2 separate regions of the Homo sapiens genome follow, and region 1 is linked to region 2. The links are chromatin contacts, found by Hi-C or POLR2A ChIA-PET in ENCODE. All regions are on one chromosome and are shown on one strand. Each heading gives the region's core, a stretch centred on a gene start or an enhancer-like site at or near the end of the contact. The rest is flanking DNA. Distances are from core to core; before and after follow the strand shown. Region 1 overlaps FLNB (filamin B). Region 2 holds the start of ABHD6 (abhydrolase domain containing 6, acylglycerol lipase).

Region 1 (7,164 bases), core at 686-3,185, 120 kb before region 2:
CCGGGTGGGCCTTGGTGGCGGTCGTTGCCACCAAGTGGCAACATCCAAGCTGCTTGAAGCCACCCACAACCCCACAACCAAGAGAAGAGAAGACCAAAGTCCTCAGGTAAATCACAAGTGTGAATGACTTGCAGGGTGGCACTGGGGTCCTTCTTGTTGTTTGTTGCTTGGAGCTGGGTTTATTGTTTCATTATTTGGGCAACTTGCAATTCTGCCTATTTTTCTATGGCAAAGAACACATTAAATCTCTCCTTAGATTGAATTTCCTTCCCACCCCCACCCCCAGCACAGAGCCTGGCCCTATAAGTGCTCTGTGTGGATTAATGGCTGTGAGTGAGCGAATAAATGACATGGCGCCTGGATTCACAAGCGGAGATGGCCTAAGAACGTTGTAATCTGGTAGAGGAGTGATGCCAACACCTCCTCATTCTCCTTTGAACTCTGTTTTCTGAAGAGCAGCTAAAAGCTCAAGACTGGGCTAAGGAAGTGTGCCCTTGGATGTGGTTAAGAGACCTGGGTCAGCCCAGAAAGCCACCCCCTGACACGGGGGAGGGAGCATACTTTGAGGGCTGACACCCACAGGCACACCTTCTCATGGTAGTTTTAGGGTATAACAGGCTGGAAATCCCCAGAAAGGTGGCTGCTTGGGCATGGGTGTGTCCTGGCCTGGTGTGGGCGCTTCCCCCTCAGAACACAGGCTGTGCCACGTGGGGAGCCGAGGTCCTGCCTGAGTAACCCAGGTCCCTGATTGCTGGTTTTGCTCCCTGACACCTGCAGGCCTGCCACTCCACCTCGCAAAGTCCCTGAGTGACAGCTTGCAGGTGCTTGCCTGCCTGGGGTGGATGAGTGATGTGGATGGCTGTAGGATCCTGTGAGTCCCTTGAGGATGCAAAAGTAGAGCGCGTTTTGCCTTAGAGGAATGGACTTGTTGGCTTGGGGCTTGAGGACCCTCCCAGAGGTCAAAGACTCGGTTTTATAGAAGGGAAGTGATTTCCCTGAGGACTTTGGTCTTCTCTTCTCTTGGTTGTGGGTGGCTTCAAGCAGCTTAAATTTCTCACCGCACGTTCCCCTGCGCAGAGCAGTTTGAGAAGCTGGTGGCAATGTCTCCATTACGTGCTGTGCTGGGAGCCACTAGGATTGGGGACCACTCCATGTAGTACTCTGGCACCTTTAGAAATCCCTGTGAGCTCACAGACCCTCACAGAGTAACAGCTTCTACCTTGAAATGTTCTTAACGTGGTGGTCCTGGCTGCTCCTGGAGGGCCCTAAAAGGGATGGTGCTGAGGGTGGCTCTCTCAGTCCCATCCTCTTCTGAGCTGTCTGGTCAGTGTCTTGTGTATGTATATTTTGAAGAATAAGATTCAGGTTTCAGAAGCATGTAGAGGAGAGTGAAACTGTCTTGCAGCCTGCGAAGTCGTGGCGAAATGCACTGGCCATCACTACCCAGACATCCCTCACTTCATAGCCCTGTTGGGGAATAAACACAGTCCATTCCTTAGTTGGGGCCTCAGGGGACACTTTAAAATGCTGTAGGCATTGTAGGTGTAAATCTCCGAGATTTTTTCCCTCCCCCTTCTTAGGTTATTTAAGGTACAGTTCATTTTCTATCTGAGTTTTTGTTTTGTTTTTGACTGGTAACAAGAGCATACTTTCTTTTATGGGATGGGTGGGCTTAACTGGAAGAGGGTTTTTCCCTCTCTTTTTTAGCACTTCAGAGAAGAGGCCAGAAAACTTTATGCGGGTGAGGGAGGAGGTATCCCCAAGACCTCTGGTTAGCCTGAGGTCTGCTTAGTGAGCCCCTGAATTGTTAGGGGCTGTGGGGAAACGGAAGCTCGGGAAGAGTTGGCACGTTGGGAATGCCACGTTGGCTGAAGTAGCGAGTCAGTCCTGCCTTAAACAGTACAAAAAGGAGACCTTTCCTGCCCCTTGGCTGGCTCCCAGCTCTGTTGAATTTGACCTGTACACATTTTACCAGGAAATGTTGTTCACATGAGGCAGGGGGCCAATTGGTTTTGTGTGCAGTGCTTAAAAATGCTGGAAAATTAATCCTCTCTTCATTGATGCAACCAGTTTTTTTTTTTTTTTCTTGGCCTTTACCCCCTTCCTTATTACAAAAGGAATGTGACAAAATATACATAGGCCAAATGCTACACCCTTTTAACACTTGATCAGCAACAGCTTTCAGCAGGGCCTGCATTCCAGCAAGGCTGCTGGATTCTTGGGGGGAACTCGTCTCTCCCTCACACTTTCCTGTTACATTATGCCTGGCCGATTGTGGTGAAGGGGATCTTGATCTACTGAGACAGCCATGAGATTTCTTGGAGCCTCGATTTGGAGGGAGGGAACTTGGCCAACCATGGAGAGAAGAAGCCGGCTGTGTGCCAGCCTGGAACCGGCGAGAGGAGAGAAATGGCGCACACATGGCTATCGCGTGCCACCCGGCCACCCGTGAGGGTGCCTGCCAATCCTGCAAGCACCATCTGCCTTCACACTTGCAATTTTATTTTCTTTCACATGGAAATGGAAGTTCAGATATTGTGCGATGGTCTTAGCACAGGTCTAGGTGAACTCTTGCAAATCCCTGTTGCAGCCTGGGGGCCTCAAACTGATTCCTAGGACAGAAATGGTTCTGTTTGGTGAGTGGCCCCAGGCCCAGCTGCACTGGCTGGCACTGGGTATGATGATGGGGAGGTGGTGTGGCAGAGCAGCTAGGACACAGATTTGGGGGCCATGGGTATGAGGCCCAGCTCGCACCCTTACCAAGGTGTGTGACTTGGGGCACGTTCCTTTACCAGTCTGAGCCACAGTTTCCTCTCCTGAAAAAATGAGATGACAGTAGGAACTACCCCTTAGGACTGTTTTGATCTTGAATTGAGGAAATGCATAAAAGCACATAGCATGGTGCTTGGTGTGTAGAAAATGCTCATTAAGTTGCTTCTGTTATTATTAGCTGCTCTTATTTGATCTAATTTTTCTGTTATTCTTGCCTTGTGGTCAAAAGCTAGAAGAAATAGATCTAAGATACTTTCTACATTGATTGGAATCAAGTCTCCCCTGTCCGTGAGAAGAATGAGGGATCTTGAGGGGATTTTAAATGCCAAGTTAGCTTTTTGGTACCCAAAGGTAAACTGAGTTTTCTCTCTTGTTCCAGGGCAACATGCAGGTTCTGGTGACTTACGGTGGCGATCCCATCCCTAAAAGCCCTTTCACTGTGGGTGTTGCTGCACCGCTGGATCTGAGCAAGATAAAACTCAATGGGCTGGAAAACAGTAAGTGCCTGAATGGAGAGCAGATGGGTTGTTGATGACCCCCCAACGTGGCTGCTGGTTAGATTTTCTTCAAAAGGTGAAATTTGCAGAGAAGCAAATTCTATGTTAAGAGACTTTGCAGTTGCACAGACTTTGGTTCGAATTAAGGCCGTGGTGTGAAGTAACTGTGACTGTGTCTGCCCCTTAGCCACACCGAGACTCAGCTTTCTCATTTGTACAGTGGGGGGTGGTCGGCGGGGAGAGGTTGAGAACACCCATGGGAATATTTTGAAAATTATATGAGCTAATGGTTCAGAGGCTGGCACGTAGTCAGCCCCCTGGCATTGCAGTAGGAAGTTTTCATTAAAAAGAGAATTTGGGCTATGTTGCTTTCTGATGAGTTTCTAACTGTGCCAGCTATCCTTGGCAACTGAATCCGCACTAAGGTTGCGAGTCAAGCATAAATGCCAAATCCCTGGCACTCAGAAGTCACTACCACCACACCTCTGCCCCATCCCAATGTTCCTTTAGCTTGTTAGGGATTTTACTAGTATAAGCTCATTTCGCTTATTTTCAATTTTCTGATTATTTTTTAGTAGGGAAAATTTCAAACAGAAAAGGAAAGAGAATAGTATAACATGAACACTGATGTACTTATCACTCAGCTTCAGATGTGCAACACATGCTCATAAAATGATTTTTTTATACAAGTAAAAATATATCCATTTTTCATCTAAAAAACATTACAGTTAAGGGATAATTCCACTTTAACCCTCACCTCTCCTTCTCCCTAGGGTTAACCAAAGTTTTCAATTCAGTTTCTGTTCTTCCAGATCTTCTCTCTGCATCTATACATATAGATGTGCCTGTGGAACACATTTGGCTGTATTTATTTTGCATTAAAGTTGCCCTGCTGTATAAACCTACTTCTTCGGCCTGCCTTCCAACAGTGCATCTCGGGAATCATTCACTCCTACATCTTTTCCGTCTGTGTTTACTGCTGAGTGGCTCCAGACTGGATGTACCTCAGGGCTCACATTCACCTGGTTTCAGGCTTACTGAGGCAGGGCTGAGTGCATACCCCCAGGACGGGGCCTCCTGTATTCACCTGTGAGGGTTTCTCCAGAGTACCACTAGCAGTGCCATTAGTGAGCATCTTCCTTCACTCGTGACCCAAGTGCACAAGTTGCAAGCAAGGCCAGCTCCCAGTTGCAGAGATCCAAAGTGAGAGCTCACTGTTGGCTTTTGTGGCTGGAGCAGCCAGCTCTGAGTGTGTAAACGTCCACTGCCCAACCCTGTCATGTGTCCCCTTGTCACTCCTTTCCCCAAGACACTGAGAGCTTTGACTCCAGAACAGGAAAAGCAGGGTGCCAATTAGGAAAGCCTCTTTTCCGGTGGGAAGTAGCGATCCGGGACCTCCTTGCCTGTGGTTCGGCAGTGTCCATCTTGCCAGGCCCTATGTTCCTTCAGAGTCAAGGTTCTCTGGGTTGTGGCAGGGGCCCTGTGTTCCCAGTGCTTTTGTTTTGGGTAAAGTCCTTTCCCTGTTCTTGTCTAATCTAACACTTGGGCTTCCTGCAGCCCTGCTTTGCAGAGACCTTTTGGAAACCATCACGGTACAGTCAGTTCTCAGCACTTGCTTCAATCGGCTCGCATTTGGCAGCTCTGTGACTTCTGCTTTCTTGAGGGGGAGGGGTGCCTATAAGATGGAGTTGGCTGCCAAGAATTAGTAAATAAAACATTGACTTATGAGGGTGTTTGGATATCAAGTTAACACCAAAAGTAAGTAAATAAGAGACGACAGTGTCAGATTACAACTTTCTGGTCAGCAAAGATTGTGGGGTCAGGTAAATTTCACTTTGAGTCCCAGCTTGGCAGGCTGCTGCATATGTCACCCTGGACAAGTTACTTAACCTCTCTGAGCATCAGTTTCCCCATCTGTGAAAGCCATTGGTTAATAATAAATACCCCATAGGATTGTGGTGAAAATTAAGACAATAACCTATTTGTGCTTGGCATATAAAATGCATTCAGTAAATGATAGCCGTTATTGCTGTCATCACTAATTGATTATTGTGCCGACACTTGTTGTTACTGAGGCTGAGATGCTGATGATACTTACTCAGCTTTGCTGCTTGTCCTCTGCAGCAGCTGTTGCTTACAGTGGAGGCTGAGATAAGTCCCCGTGTCCAAAGAACCATTGCTTCTGTGCTCTGGATTGTTCCTGCTGCTGAAAAGGGTCAGCTCTTCACCTCAGCTTGTGTTTCTTTTCCAGGGGTGGAAGTTGGGAAGGATCAGGAGTTCACCGTTGATACCAGGGGGGCAGGAGGCCAGGGGAAGCTGGACGTGACAATCCTCAGCCCCTCTCGGAAGGTCGTGCCATGCCTAGTGACACCTGTGACAGGCCGGGAGAACAGCACGGCCAAGTTCATCCCTCGGGAGGAGGGGCTGTATGCTGTAGACGTGACCTACGATGGACACCCTGTGCCCGGGAGCCCCTACACAGTGGAGGCCTCGCTGCCACCAGATCCCAGCAAGGTCAGCCTTTGCTTTTGTCCCAGAACTTGTCTCATTGCTGTCAAACATGACACCATAGTCCTTCTCTGGTTCTTCCTGGCAAAGACCTTCTGAAAATCGTTTTGTGATGAAAGTTAGCACAATTCACTGTGAAAGGTCCCCTGGGTAGGTGGGTCACAACCCTGCTCCTCCTCTTGCTCTCTGACTACAAGACTTTGGTGAGGGGCTCCCTGTCCCAGAGTCTTCTTTCTTCGCTTGTTAGCATAATCACAGTCCTCACTACAAAGCCAGCCTGTAAGGGGTAGGTGAGTTAGCAAACGTGGAGGCCTCTGCCCAGCACCCAGCTCACAGACGGAGCTCACCCTCCAGAAGCTAGAATCATGTAATATAAAAATACATTATTCTGGCCAGGCGCGGTGGCTCATGCCTGTAATCCCAGCACTTTGGGAGGCCGAGGCGGGCGGATCATGAGGTCAGGAGATCAAGACCATCCTGGCTACCACGGTGAAACCCCGTCTCCACTAAAAATACAAAAAATTAGCTGGGCATGGTGGCGGGCACCTGTAGTCCCAGCTACTCGGGAGGCTGAGGCAGGAGAATGGTGTGAACCTGGGAGGCGGAGCTTGCAGTGAGCTGAGATCACACCACTGCACTCCAGCCTGGGCGACAGAGCAAGACTCCGTCTCAAAAAAAAAAAAAAAAAAACCACAAAAAAAAACATTATTCTTGGCTGGGCGCAGCGGCTCACGCCTGTAATCACTGCACTTTGGGAGGCCAAGGTGGATGGATAACTTGAGGTCAGGAGTTTGAGACCAACCTGGCCAACATGGTGAAACCCCATCTCTACTAAAAATACAAAGATTAGCTGGGTGTGGTGACGCATGCCTGTAATCCCAGCTACTCGGGAGGCTGAGGTGGGATAATCGCTTGAACCTGGGAGGCAGAGGTTGCAGTGAGCTGAGATTGTGCCACTGCACTCCAGCCTGGGCAACAGAGTGAGATTCCGTCCCCTCCAAAAAAAAAAAAAAAAGTTCATCGTCATTTCTTCATAGTAACCCTGACTCAAGGGGTTTTGGAAGATTTCCAGTGGTCTCAATGGTGTGAATCCTATGAAGGTGTCTTATTTGTTGAATTAGAGGTGAAAGCCTCCTTCCTCACTCTTTTTTAGAAACAGTTTAGTTTTATTATTATGCAGAATTTGTTGAGCAAATTGCAACAGCCCAAGCCACAGCTAGCTCCACAAGAGCCCTTCCATGAGCCCTCAACCTGGGATCTCGTGTATCTTTGTTGGAATGGACATTAGGTTTCCAAGTCCAGGCCTGTGATTTAGAAGGGTCAGGTTGGGTAGGAGAGAGGAGAGTCTTGGAGGGGCTGCTCCATGGGGGTCACACCTCTCTCCTGT
Region 2 (7,237 bases), core at 902-3,401:
CTGTAAAACTGGAGCTAATAAGGTTTCTCTCCTGTCAGCCATCCAGTGGAGATAAGTCACCCAGAATGTGACTCCCACATGGGGCTCAAAAAGGTGTTTCTAAATATAAAACTCTGAGGGAAAAAAACCCTCGGGATATAGAAATTCCAGGCCCTTGGAGACGCCCAGGGTCACAGGCTGTGAGTTAAATAAAAAACCCACCAAACTGATGAACTACCCATTTTTAAGGTTTTGGAGAGGGAAAATTAAAAGACTAAGGAGCAATTGTTTTAAACTTTATACCAGGTGTATTGATGGCTTCTAGGCTGGGGCCTTCCAGGAAGTCATTCATCAATTTCATTGTCTATTTATTCACCCCCTGGACTCCTGTTTTGGTGAATGTTCCTGAGTCCAAGATGCTAATCCAATAGGTGGCCAGTAGTGACTGAAGGACATTTAATCCCCACATTTTGTGCTATCTCTGTGGACCTGCTCTGGGGATGTTGGTGGACTGCTGGCTTGGAAAGGTTCTGCTTCAGCCGTAAGGAGAGATAAAGCCAGAGAGGTGGGACTGAGCAACCCGCTGTTTGGTGAATAAATTGCCACTGAAACTCGGGGGCCATTCCCTGAAGTGAATCACATGCAGCCATTGAAGTCTAAGTGATAAGGCAGCCAACAATTTAAAGGAAAATGCTCCAGCCCAAGCCAGGGGGACTGTCCCAAACTCCGGATGAATTCCAGCTGCCCTGCAGAGCAGGGTTTACAGGCATGGGGATCACTAGTGGCTTCAGAGATGCCCCTTTGCCACTTCTCCGGGACTTCTTGACTGTGTCCTATTCTTAAAACCCAGGACCTGCACCACTCAGCCAGGCTCCACCAGCGTGGAGGCCTTGGCAGGCTGAGGCCCAAAGGCTGCCTTTGTGGGGGATTTAAACGGCCAAGAGAGTCTTGCTGAGCCCTGGCCCCTTGACGTCTGGAGTGGCAGGCCAAGCACTCAGTGCAGCAGGAAGATCTGGGTGCCACTAAGGCCCCTAACAGGTGTAGTAAATATCTGTTAAATGAACGAATACATGTTTTGATGAAAGAAGCCCACAGTGCAGTGTGAGCCCAAAGGGGTCTTACTGAAGGCTTCCTGGAGGAAGTGGCAGCTAAACTGAGACATGGAAAACACGGAAGAGTAGCCAGGCCAAGCTGGGGTTTAACTGTCCCTAAAAGAAAGAAACGACCATAGCAGGGGTTTAACCAGAGGTGGCCGAAGGCCTTTCCAGGTGCCCATTTCTCCCGTATAGCTTTGGAGTCAGACGATCCTCGGTTGGAATTCCCAGTTCAGTCCTTACAGTCTGACGTCCCGCACAACCCGACGCCGGCAACTGTCTCCAAACACCCGAGAGCCAGGGCGGGAGCATGAGCGCCTACGGTGTTCCTTGGGGTGGAGCCCTCGCAGTGTCCAGAGGATTTGGGGGCTCCTGCGCCCCCATTTCTCCCATTTCCTGGACTATCCAGGGCAAGCCCCTCACCTCCCTGAGCCTCGGTGTCTTCTGAGAAAAGAAGTCGACCCCAGTGCCTACCTCATAGGATTACGTGAGACAACCGATGTCAAGCAGTGTTGCTTTGCTGCCTGAGAACCCCTGCCTGTCCCTTTCTCTCTGATGCCCTTCGGGGCAGAGATCCAGAGATCCTGCCTGAGTCACTTTGGCGGGTTTAATGCCCAGCCGCGCCAGGCACACAGTAGGTGCTCAGTAAGTGAAACAGTGCCGGGAAGAATTCGGGCCGGGGATGTGGAACTGTGTGTGGCTCTGCGGGCTCAGAGGCCCTCCCCGCGCCCCGCCACCGTGTGCGTTCCGGGGCGGGGCGGGGCGGGGGCGGGGGCGGGGGCGGGGGCGGGACCGGGCGCTCGGGCTCCGCCCCCGGTACCTCTGTAGGCGATCCTGCTCTCGCCGTGGCTTTCGGGTGCTAGGAGACAGTTGCCGGCGTTGGGTTGTGCGAGACGCTAACTGTACCCTCCGGGTTTAACGCTGTGAGGCAGCGCGCGGAGGAACTGGGGATAAGCGCCCCGGAGCCCCCAAACAGAGCGCGGCCGCTGGGGGACAGCGCGCGGCGCCGGGTCGGGGCGGGGCGGCTTTTCTGTCGGAGGACGCGAACCGGCACGCTGCGCCTTTAAGGAGTCCAGCTGGGCTGGGCGCCGGAGCTGGGAGCGGCGCGGGTAGGAGCCCGGCGGCAGGTCCCAGCCCGGGGCTAGAGACCGAGGGCCGGGGTCCGGGCCCGGCGGCGGGACCCAGGCGGTTGAGGCTGGTCAGGTGAGCGGAGGCGGGCGGGCGGGCGGTGGTGCGCTCCTAGGGGGATGGGGCGCCCTGATGGCCCCGTGACCTCTCCCCCAGTGTCTCCCTGCAGCGGCGCATCGAGTGGAAAGAGTCGGCGATCTGCACTTGCCTTTCCACTCCGCTCCCCGCGCGGGCGCTGCCCCCACCTCCCGCTGCCTGGATAGGTTTGAGATGCCCGAAACCCGGCGCCCCATTTCCTGGGTCCAGCCAGCCTCTTGAAGCCGGGGGACAGAGTGAGGACGGGTCGGGACCTGCACCCTCTTTCTACTTCGCCTCCCCACCCCCTGCGCCCGCAGCAGCCCTTAGGCGCCCCTCGCAGTGCCGAGAGGATTTTGGGGTCCTGCAGCCCTGTTTCCCCCATTTCCTGGAGAAGGACTGCAGCTCGCCCACCCAGATAGCATCTTGCTCCGTGTCACGCGCCGCCTCCGCGCCGTCCCCAAGATCTCGCTCCGCTACTCCCCTCCCCCAGCAGCCTTTCAGCTTCCCTTTCCCCAGCCTGCCCCGGCTCCCGTGCCCTTGCGCCCCTTCCGTGTCGAAACACTTGAATCAGGATGCTGTCCAGCCAGGTACCCGCCGGCAACTTGCGGTCCCCCGCCTACAGCGACACAGGTTTCACGGCTGCCTTAGAAATGCGGATTGTGTAACGCCGGCTGCAGGGCAGTGCACGTGCAGGGTTTGCGCCCCTGAGCCCACAGCGAGGCCAGGTGACAGAGTGAGGCATGGGGGAGTGGGGGAAGAGGAGGATGCCAGAGGGTCTAGATACTGTGCATGCAGAGAATATGTATTTTGAGCCCTTTGTATGCCCCAGGAGCTGGGTGGTTAGGAAGAGGAAATAAAGTGGGGGTCTTACTCCAGCTGGGACCTGGAGGCCCTCATTTATCTCGCCGCCCCCCTCCCCGCTGCTCCCGCCTGCTCAGAAATCCCTAGTGGCTCCACCTGGCTAAGAGTTTAAAGTAGTTTATAATGAATAATAGCTGACATAGAATAAGCAAATCTTGTGTGCCAGGCCCTGTCCTAAGCCCCTTAAAAGAATTACCTGCCATACTTTCCCCAACAGCCCCTTGAGGTAGGTACCACCGCTGTGCCCATTCCTGAGAGCAGGAATATGAGGCTTCCAGAGGTGGTACCTTCCCAAGACACGAAGTGAGTCTGGCCTCAGAACCACCCCCTTCCCCCAACCGCCCCCCCAACCCGACCTCGAACCACTAGACTTTTTACCCAATTTCAACAAATTCTTATCAAGAACATTGTTATAATATAGGAAATTAGAAATAACAGAAATTAATCACCTGTGTTTCTAGCACTAATTTGTTTTTCTCAGACCAGCAAGGGCCTCTCAGCTTCTGGTAATAGTACCCACTTTAAAGGGTAGTGGCAATATTTAGATAAAATAATGCACAGGGCCCAGCATGTTTTAAGCACTCAGAAAGCAGCAGCTGTTATTATGAAGAGTGGTAGTTGACCACTACCTTGAATTACTGGAAAAAAATAATTAATAAATGGCTCACACTGACTCTACAGAAATTAACCATTTTGTGTGCTCAGAAAGGCCTATGAGACTTTCTCTATTTTCATCTTTTTATTATTTTTATTATTTTGCCTTTTCGACACATTCTGTGGCTTTCGTCAACTCCAAATTATCCATTGTCTTTGTAGTTAGAGACAGAAGTGCCCTTCTGGTTTTTTTAGCTTTTAAAATGTGTGACCTTTGATTCTGTGAGCATCTGCAAACCTAGAGTAAAAGATGGGAATGCAGTTTGTGCAACTGGGAAGTAATTCTGAAACTTGATATGAGAAAAAAATTGTCCTTAGAGGTGATCCTGGTTTGCAGTATGCGTTGGGTGAGGTCTATCCTGGGGGCGAGAAGTTAGACTCAAAGATTATCTTTGGGTTTGGAGGGAAGAAAGGCAAGCATGAATGTTTTGTCTCGGTGTGGTGGGCTCACACCTCAAAGTGGCCAGCACTTTGAGAGGCCAAGGCAAGAGGATCACCTGAACCCAGGAGTTCAAGACTAGCCTGGGCAACATGGTGAAACCCCATCTCTACCAAAAAAAAAAAAAAATTAGCTGGGAGTGGTGTTGCGTACCTGTAGTCCCGGCTACTTGGGAGGCTGGGGTGGGAGGATTGCTTGAGCCTGGGAGGTCAAGGCTGCAGTGAGCTGAGATTGCTCCACTGCACTCCAGCCTAGGTGAAAAAGTAAGACCCAGTCTCAAAAAATAAAATAAATAAATAAAGAATGAGTGTTTATCCTAGTAGGCTAGCTAAGATTGGAAATCAGCTTCACTATGTCATATTCTTTAAAAAAATTTTTTTTTTTAGAGATGAAGTCTCACTGTGTTTCCTACTCAGGCTGACCTGGAACTCTTGGGCTCAAGTGATTCTCCCACCTCAGCCTCCCAAGTAGCTAGAACTACAGGTGTGCACCACCACACCTGGCATGCTATGTCATACTTTTTATGAAACTCCTGGTTATTTTGGTGATTAGATCAATTATTACCGTGATGAGTGTTCAAAAGAAAAGAGGCAAGACATCCCCATCAAAGCTAAATATTTGGAAGATGCCAGGAAGCTAGTTCTGCAAGTTGAAAAAAAATTCTTTAAAAATTTCTCCTATTTGAGTCTTAAAAAAATTTTTTTTTTAAGGGACAGGGTCTCACTCTGTTACCCATGCTGGAGTGCAGTGGAGCAATCTTAGCTCACTGTAACTTTGAACTCCTGGGCTCAAGCAATCCTGCTACCTCAGCCTCCTAAGTAACTGGGGCTACAGGTGTGCACCACCAAACCTGGGTAATTTTTTTTTTTTTTTTTGAGACGGAGTCTTGCTCTGTCGCCCAGGCTGGAGTGCAGTAGCGCGATCTCGGCTCACCGCAACCTCCGCCTCCCGGGTTCAAGCAATTCTCCTGCCTCAGCCTCCAGAGTAGCTGGGATTACAGGCATGCACAAGCACGCCTGGCTAATTTTGTATTTTTAGTAGAGACGGGGTTTCTCCATGTTGGTCAGGCTGGTCTCGAACTCCCGACCTCAGGTGATCTGCCCGCCTCTACCTCCCAAAGTGCTGGGATTGCAGATGTGAGCCACCGCGCCCGGCCAAACCTGGATAATTTTGAAATTTTGTTGTTGTTGTTGGTTGTCACAACTTGTAGGTAACATCAAGTGGGTAGAGGCCAGGGATGCTGCTAAACGTCCTACGATGCACAGGACGGTGCCACAACAAAGAATTATATGGCCTCCAGTGTCACTTGTGCCACAGTTGAGAAACTGAAACTGGATATGATTTTCACAACATTAAAGTCCTTTCTGACCTTGCATGTAGTTGCCTCTTCCAAGAAGATCAAAGTATTCTCCTAAACCGGACCCTCAGAAACCCTCTGGATCCTATTTGACGCTTCCCAATCCTAGAGGCCACTTGGGGTGTTGCTGCCTGTGGCTGGATGGGTTTGGGGTCTGTCATGAGCTTCTGTGCGGCTCTCTGGTGCTGTACCAAGGAAACTGCTGATTCAGGGGAGCAGGACAGCACTCAGGAGGTGTGGGCAGAGGTTCTTACACTGCTGCAGGTTGGGATCCTCTTCTTTTTAAGTAATATATTAACAGCAGCCTTTGCTCTTAGGCATTTTTCCAGAAGCTGTGGCTGTTTGGCTGTTGGCATTGGGTGTTTGCCTTGTGATATACCCAGAAAAGGATTCATACGTTACATATGATGAAGTCTGGGGATGGGACTGGATTCTGAGAGTATAAAGATGGCAATGCAGACCCTGCCCAGAGACTACTCAGGCATCTCAATAGGCCTGAGCAGTGGCCATGCAGGGTGGTGGAGGTATGGCAGGGCTGCCTAACTCTGCCTGTGAAGTCAGGCAAGATCCCAGCAGTGCAGAGTGAATGCTTAGTATCTGCCTGTCACTGCTTTGAACAGTTTCCTTGCATCATCCCATTTCATCCCCACACTGAGGTAGAATTCTAAGAGGTTAGGTCACTTGCTACAGTCACATGGCAAGCATGTGACCAGAGCAGAGTCACAGTGGTCAATGGCAGAGCAGAGATTTGAACCCAGGTTGTTGAGCTGCAAAACTGAACTGTCAGGAGCATTTACAGAGAGCGGCAGTGCTTTAATAGCTAAGACTTTTAGGATGGGCTGGAGCTCGCCAGGCGAGAGGGAGAATAGGCGTGCCGGGGAGAGAGGAGCAGGTGTGTCAAAGTCCCGGAGGTGTGGGAGAGCACGGCATGTCTGGGGGTTGCAGATCATTATTGGAAGGGATGGAGGGCAGGCAATAGGCAGGTGATAGAAGAAGATGACCCTTGAGAGATGGGCAGCACCAAATCCTAAGTGGCCTTCAACATCATGCTGAGAGCCACTGCCAACCACCAGTGAATTAGCAGAGAGGAAGAGAAAGCTGTGTGACATTGAGCAGCTTGCTTAATTTCTCTAGGACCCAGCTGCCCATCCAAACTAAAACCTCTAAAACTATACTGCTCTGACGAATGTTTCTTTCATTTGTGGCCATATGAGCAGAGTGAAGGAATGCCTGCATTGACACTGGTGGGGCAGCCCTGTTGATTCATGACTTCTCCCCCTAAGGCTGTGTGATGGGTGCAGGGAGTGGTTTCTTCTCAGTCAGCAGTTGGTTTTGTTTCAGCTTTCCAGCTTATCATTTGGCATTGACCAAGTGTCTGCCAAGGGCAAGGCACAGTGTATGCTAAGTACTGTGACAGAGGCAAAGATGTGGTCAGACTTGTTTTTGAGGAGCTTGCAGCCTAGTGGAGGGTCCAGCCAGTGTTCTTTTTATTGTTATTATTATTATTATACTTTAAGTTCTAGGGTACATGTGCACAACGTGCAGGTTTGTTACATATGTATACATGTGCCATGTTGGTTTGCTGCACCCGTTAACTCGTCATTTACGTTAGGTATTTCTCCTAATGCTATCCCTCCCCCATCCCCC

What was found. Hi-C counts contacts between places; a loop is a spot of excess contacts on that map. ChIA-PET counts read pairs that join two places held with the same protein, here RNA polymerase II (POLR2A). Pooled maps may share reads with other maps.
Region 1: a map of B cell shows a loop between it and region 2 (10-fold over the local background). The contact joins the enhancer-like site here to the promoter of ABHD6 in region 2. A Hi-C loop is called at or near these places in 2 of 168 maps with a recorded cell type or tissue (B cell and CD8-positive, alpha-beta T cell) and 5 of 50 pooled maps. POLR2A ChIA-PET finds 5 or more read pairs at or near these places in 1 of 52 experiments (CD8-positive, alpha-beta memory T cell).

Annotation. Positions count from the first base shown.
Region 1 is chr3:58,115,721-58,122,884 of GRCh38, forward strand. FLNB (filamin B) reads left to right here. Exons shown (of 46, transcript NM_001457.4): 19 at 3,152-3,269; 20 at 5,521-5,783. Among named protein-coding and RNA genes, the nearest start is that of FLNB-AS1, 51 kb to the right of the region's middle. RefSeq lists a silencer at 623-772. Within about 2 kb of position 1,936, at least 23 of the 41 ENCODE cell types and tissues checked have a DNase peak (open chromatin) inside an H3K27ac peak, as active enhancers do; they include B cell and CD8-positive, alpha-beta T cell, where a contact is called at or near this core.
Region 2 is chr3:58,235,641-58,242,877 of GRCh38, forward strand. ABHD6 (abhydrolase domain containing 6, acylglycerol lipase) reads left to right here and starts at 2,152. Exons shown (of 10, transcript NM_001320126.2): 1 at 2,152-2,276. RefSeq lists an enhancer at 1,563-2,502 and silencers at 1,724-1,893, 1,904-2,393.